Linked DNA regions of Homo sapiens: region 2 is linked to region 1. Evidence: read pairs that join two places in POLR2A ChIA-PET (ENCODE). Cell type or tissue: PC-9. All regions are shown on one strand. Each heading gives the region's core, and the rest is flanking DNA. Links, peaks and the distances in the headings are about the cores only.

Region 1 (2,923 bases), core at 279-2,778:
ACTGACTTAGATTCCCTGCAAAACCCATGAGAGTTTCATTTCCTCCATATTTTCATCAGCATTTCATCTTGTCAGATTTACTCTCTATAGGTTCTAAGTATTATTCCCCCTCTGCTGATTTACTTATTATAAACAGTACATAACTGATCAGATAAACACTTGTCCCTTTGCCACCCCTAATGCCTGCCCCCACTTCATATTCCAGGAACACTCCATTAAACCACCCCCTACTGTACTGGTGGGTGGTGGGAGGGGGCTCATCGGGTGGGGTCTTTGCCGTATTATTCTGTGTCACTGAGGCCTATCACAGTGCTCTGCACATGTAGGTGCAAATATCTGTTGTATGATTACATAAAAGAATGATGTGAAAGCCTATTTGTCTGTACCACAATCATGAACGTCCCCAACCACTTGAAGGCACTCATAGTGTCTTAATCATCTTAGGCCTTCGATCTGGCATAGGTAACTCCTTTAATAAACAATGTCTGCTAAACCAAATGGCTTCCTGAGGCCTGGCATTTTAGGCTGTGTCCCCTGCCCCACCTCGCCCAGCCTGGGGCATTGAGCCTGGCTGGGCACACACGTGATAGTTGTAATCATATTGTCATAACATCCCTGAGACTACATTAATTACATATTGAGTGTTATAGTACTATTATAGCAGGTGGCAGATGTTGGCACACTGGGCAGAGATGTGTTGGTGTGAAAAACCTCTATGTACTTTAAAGACAGGGTCTCCCTCTGTTGCCTAGGCTGAAGTGCAGTGGTGCCATCATAGCTCACTGTAACTTCAAACTCCTGTGCTCAAGTGATCCTCCCACCTCAGCCTCCTGAGTAGCTGGAACTTGAGGCACATACCACCACACCCAGCTAATTTTTAAATTTTTTGTAGAGATAGGGTCTAGCTGTTACCTACACTGGTTTTGAACTCCTGGCCTCAAGCAGTCCTTCTGCCTTGGTCTCCCAAAGTGCTGGGATTATAGGTATGATCCACCACCTCCAGCCAAAATCTCACTTTAAGTGGGGTCCCTAACTCCAGACATGTGATAAGCTGTGGTTCACAGGCATAAAGAACATCCAGCCTGGGGCCCCGGGGTCAGAGTTTTCCCTCGCATTGTCCCCTGGGTCCTTCATCCCTCCTAATCTTGCAAACCAGCTGTCAATTGGGTTGAGATGGTATCTCTTTCATAGGGTCATTATGAGGATTAAATGACTTAATATATGTAAAGCACTTAGCTTAATGCCTGGCAGACAGTAAGGTATGGAGTAAGTTGTAACCCTTATTATTATTGCTGTTGCTGTTAGCAACAGAGTGAGGAATGCTAGGAGTGACCATGCCCAGCACCGAATGAGGCCTTCATAGCCTTGGGCTAAAAGAAAAAGAGCAGAAAGGTGAACACAGGGGAAGGCCTCAATTTCAACACAGATGCATTAGACCAAGGACTCTGAACTCACTTTCCCTGGAGGTGGGGGTGCTATCAGCTGCTTAATGGAGCATCATGGAAAATGTGGGACTCAAGGCCTGAAGGACTCCATTCCTAAGAGATGGGAGCAGGAGACATGCTACGGAGTTTGAATCTTGCCTAGCACAGGGATTTCTGCCTGCTGGAAGGGCTCTGTCAGGGCCTAGTGGAAGCCCCTGCCTCAGTGGGGCAAACTGCCACTGGACACACCCATCATTCATCATCACCTCTCTGGGACAGTAGTAGCAGCCAGGCACCTCCAAAGAGCTTGACAACAGAGGAACCCGCTTCGGCCCCTCCTCTGAAGACAGGATCCTGCGCTACTCCAACTCTGAACTGGTTCAAGGTGAGAGACGTCATCCACAGAGGCCACAAAACCAAGAGGTGGATGCCTCATTGTTACTTCATGCTGTCTGGGAGCAAAGAGAGGGCCTTAGGCACAAAATCCTCCAGACCCGCATCTGCCCCTTGGCTTTCTCAACCCTTCACTCTCCAACTTCTATAAATAACCTGTACAGTGGCCAGGCACCGTGGTTCACACCTGTAATCCCAGCATTTTGGGAGGCCAAGGCGGGCGGATCACTTGAGGTCAGGAGTTCGAGACCAGCCTGGCCAACATGGTGAAACCCCATCTCTAACAAAAATACGAAAATTAGCCAGGTGTGGTGGCGGGCATCTGTAATCCCAGCTACTTGAGAGGCTGAAGCAGGAGAATCACTTGAACCTGGGAGGCGGAGGTTGCAGTGAGCCGAAGTTGCACCACTGCACTCCAGCCTGGGCAACAGAGCAACACTCTGTCTCAAAAGAAAAGAACCTCTGCAGAATGAGGGGAAGCAGGGAAGCAGGCAGGGGTGAACAAGATGGCCATGAATTGATAATTACTGAAGTTGGGTGATGGGCTCATGGGGATTTGTTATTCTACTCTCTCTACTTTTTTGTGTTTGAAAGTTCATAATAAATAATGTTGCTCAAAGGAAGCTATTAATAGTTTGAGGCCAGGCAGGGTAAAGAGCATCTCCTAGATTTTTTTTTTTTTTTTTTTTTTTTTTTTTTTTTTTTTTTTTTAGAGATAGGGTCTTGCTTTGTTGCCCAGGCTTGTCTCAAACTCCTGGCTTCAAGGGATCCTCCCACCTCGGCTTCCCAAAATGCTGGGATTACAGGCACAAGCCACCACATCCAACCTCCCTCATATTTGACTAAGAAGTCTCATAAATCTGAGAACACCTAGCAAGGAATTAAGGCGAGGGTGTGGCACTGTTCTGGCTTCAGTCTATCACCAGGCAGAGTCCACGCATTCTTCCCAGGGAGAAAGAAGCAGTGACAGCTCTTGGGCTTTGAGGGAAATGATTCAGCGGGAGAAAGAAGGTGGAGAGGGGCTAATATGCAGATACCATTGCTGCAGGTGGCTCTGCCCCTAAGCACTGAGGAGGGCACTGGTCCCTCTGGCCCCACCCAGCCTT
Region 2 (2,923 bases), core at 209-2,708, 640 kb before region 1:
CCTTGGCTGTCATATTGGCATTCCATGCTGTTGGGAGCCTCTGGACAGGAGGACTTCCCTCCCCAACAGCTGGTCTCCTTCTGCCTTTGGGGCTCTGTTGGACCAGCTTGAAGAATATCTCCAACATACCCACTCCTATGTGGCCAAGGAGATGGGTTTGGGGGACAGAAAGTAACCATCTCTTCAGCACCCTCATCTCTTCCTACATGCACACACACTCACAGGCACAATATCTGCATAGACTTGCCACCTATGAAGGTGTCAGTGCTTCTTCTCCCAATACCTGGTTAGTGACTTGTGTATGAAAACTACAGAAACCTGTAGACCTAGGAAACAAAGACACTTCCAAATCTGGAAGTCCCAATTTGCAGACTGGATTTCCAAAGATGTTTTGGGTTTGATGGTTGGACACTGTCATTGACACTTTTCTTAGTAATAATATTCTTAATGGTGTTTGTGTCCCCATAAAAGCCTATATCACTCAATGTGGCTGAAATGTTGTATATTCACAATAAAAATATAAAGTTTCAATATTCATAAATAGTATACCAAATGTTAGTATTGAATATGATAAAGGCATTTCTGGGGCATCTTGAATATTGATGGTTGATAACAAGAAAATGTATTAGAGGAGGAGAAGAAAGTTGATAAAGAATTTTACAATCTCTGGACATCAGTAGATGTCATGAAACACTTTGATTTTTCTTGAAGTGTAGCCCAAGCATTACTCATCTTAACCTTGATTAAGGTTGTTTTTGGCTCACATTCAGACCACAGGAACTGGGAGAGAGAGTAAGAGAGGAAAAGGGAGGAAGAAAAAATAAGAGAAAAAGGAGGATGAGGACATGTGTAATGATGGATTTACAAATGGAGAAATGTCTTGTTTGATGTGAAATTCCCTACCATGAATGGGGAAAGGCAATGGAAAAGGGAATATTTAGAAATAAATATCAGGTCAGACAGATATTTGTACCAGTTTCCTTCTTGGTTGCTGTCTGAAGCTGGAGGAAAGGCATGAGAGTGTGGGGGGATGGGGGATTTCAGAGTGGTCAGAGGAAGTTGGGGGATGAATCAAAATTAAATTTTACATGTATAAGTCTTTGGAGAGTTAGACATTTCTAACCTAATGAGTGTCTGTGTTTGCTTTGTCCATAATAACCTCTCATAAAATGCTTATAAAGCTGAATACTTTGTGATATCTCATTCTGTTACCATTTCCATTGTCTAGAGTTTGACATTGACATTGCCAGAAAGTAAAATTTCTGGGTCTAAGGTACATTCTCCCATCCTTCAGCTGGGTCAATGTGTTCCATGACTTCATGCATATATGCGAATGACCTACCCCCAGGCATCACAAATCCTCTTGATCCATGCCAAACTCCATCTCTACTTGAGTTGTTGAGTTTCACACAATTGAGACACCTGATTAAATACATATTGTCTCTCTACTGCAGTGGTAAGAAAGAAGAGGGAAGAATTTTGTGAATGGAGATATTTCTCTCAGCTAGACATGGCAACTTAATAGAAATAGTTATCAGGTGAGTCATCCTTGACTCATCCTTTATGAATGGAAAATTAAGCCGTGCAATGAAGTTCTCAGCCTTTGTTCTCGAGTCTGGAACATGCCTCACATGATAGGTTGGTGCCTAGTGAATCAAGATTATAATAGTTGGGTTCTTAAATAAGAAAAGTTCTTCTCAGGGTGAGATGTCCAAAATGCATGTCCTCAACTTGAAGAACAAAGTCAGGTGTATAAAAGGCTCTTAATGAATATTTATTGAGTGAACTAATTTATGAATGAATAGGTTGGTGAGGAAGAGAGAAGAGCGGAGGGTTACTCTTAGTTTCTGGCTTGGGGAACAGTGTTGGCTTGTGGTAGTATTAACGAAGAGGATATACAGTAGGAGGAGGTCTTGAAGGTTGGGTTAAAAATCAGTGTTATGGTGAGTTCAGTTATGGACATGTTGAACTGAGGAGTCTGCAGGACATTCAAGTAGATACCTGGGTGGTTGTTGTGCAGAGTGTGTATTATGAAAATAAAAAAGGTCTTGCTGATATAAAGAGAGTTTTGCCAGGATTAATTCTCTTTTCTTCCCTTCCACTCATTTAATCTTTCTTTACAGCTTTTCTACTTTCTTTTCACAAACATTTCTGGGTTGGCTGTCATTTGCAGAGATTTGTGTTAGGTACTGTATATACATGAGAAGGAACAGTTTTAACTCATTCATTTAACAGTTTTATTGAGCTCCTACTACGTTCCAGACCCTGGCTCAGTTGTTATATTGGTCTGTATACAAGTGTACAAGTAGACATAGTCCCTTCTCAGGAAGAATTCAAATCATTTAAATAATAAGGCACAAATTTGTGAAACAAGTAACTGTTCAAAATTAAAGATCATTCTTTGCCTTCAACATAGGACATGTATATATTAAATGATCACTCCAAAGTCAAATAAATGATTTTTCAAAATTGAACAAAGATTTCCTATGAGAAATCTTTAGCAGGAATTAATTGGGCCATTCACTTACAATCCTTCTTACCATATTGAGCCTTTTAAGAATCTATATTTTTAAGTGGCCCTGCAGAGAAGTCCTTTGTCCGTAGTATAGATGGTGGGAAAACAAACCCCATGAGGTTTCCAAAGCTCTAGCTACTAAGAGGAGACTGAAGTTTTGAAAGGGTCCCTTAGTAATGGAAATGCTAATGATGACTGGAGTTCATTACTGTAATTGCTATGTTTTTGCAAACCTGAGTAATAGATGATCTCATTCAATCCATCAAGCACTGCTTTACAAATCCAGGAGTGTGAAGTTTTAAAAACAACAACATTAATTCAGTTGTTTCATTTTTAATATGAATTCTGACTAATTTAGCAAACATTTTTTTAAAATTTTAAAAGGAAATACAAAATAAAACTATAATA

What was found. Peaks named below come from ENCODE experiments on the same cell type or tissue, not always from the same donor. Only the 100,000 strongest peaks of a DNase experiment are listed, where the experiment ranks them.
Region 2: POLR2A ChIA-PET joins it to region 1 with 5 read pairs; 1 of 35 experiments calls an interaction of 5 or more read pairs at or near these places.

What each region holds. Positions count from the first base shown.
Region 1 is chr20:3,870,240-3,873,162 of GRCh38, reverse strand. It overlaps MAVS (mitochondrial antiviral signaling protein), which reads right to left. Exons shown (of 7, transcript NM_020746.5): 7 at 1-2,923. Among named protein-coding and RNA genes, the nearest start is that of PANK2-AS1, 17 kb to the left of the region's middle. In PC-9, for the core only: no CTCF peak of the experiment used is centred there; a DNase peak (open chromatin) is centred at 1,342; H3K27ac peaks cover 1,379 bases.
Region 2 is chr20:4,511,732-4,514,654 of GRCh38, reverse strand. No RefSeq gene overlaps it. Among named protein-coding and RNA genes, the nearest start is that of PRNP, 170 kb to the left of the region's middle. In PC-9, for the core only: no CTCF peak of the experiment used is centred there; a DNase peak (open chromatin) is centred at 1,554; H3K27ac peaks cover 1,282 bases.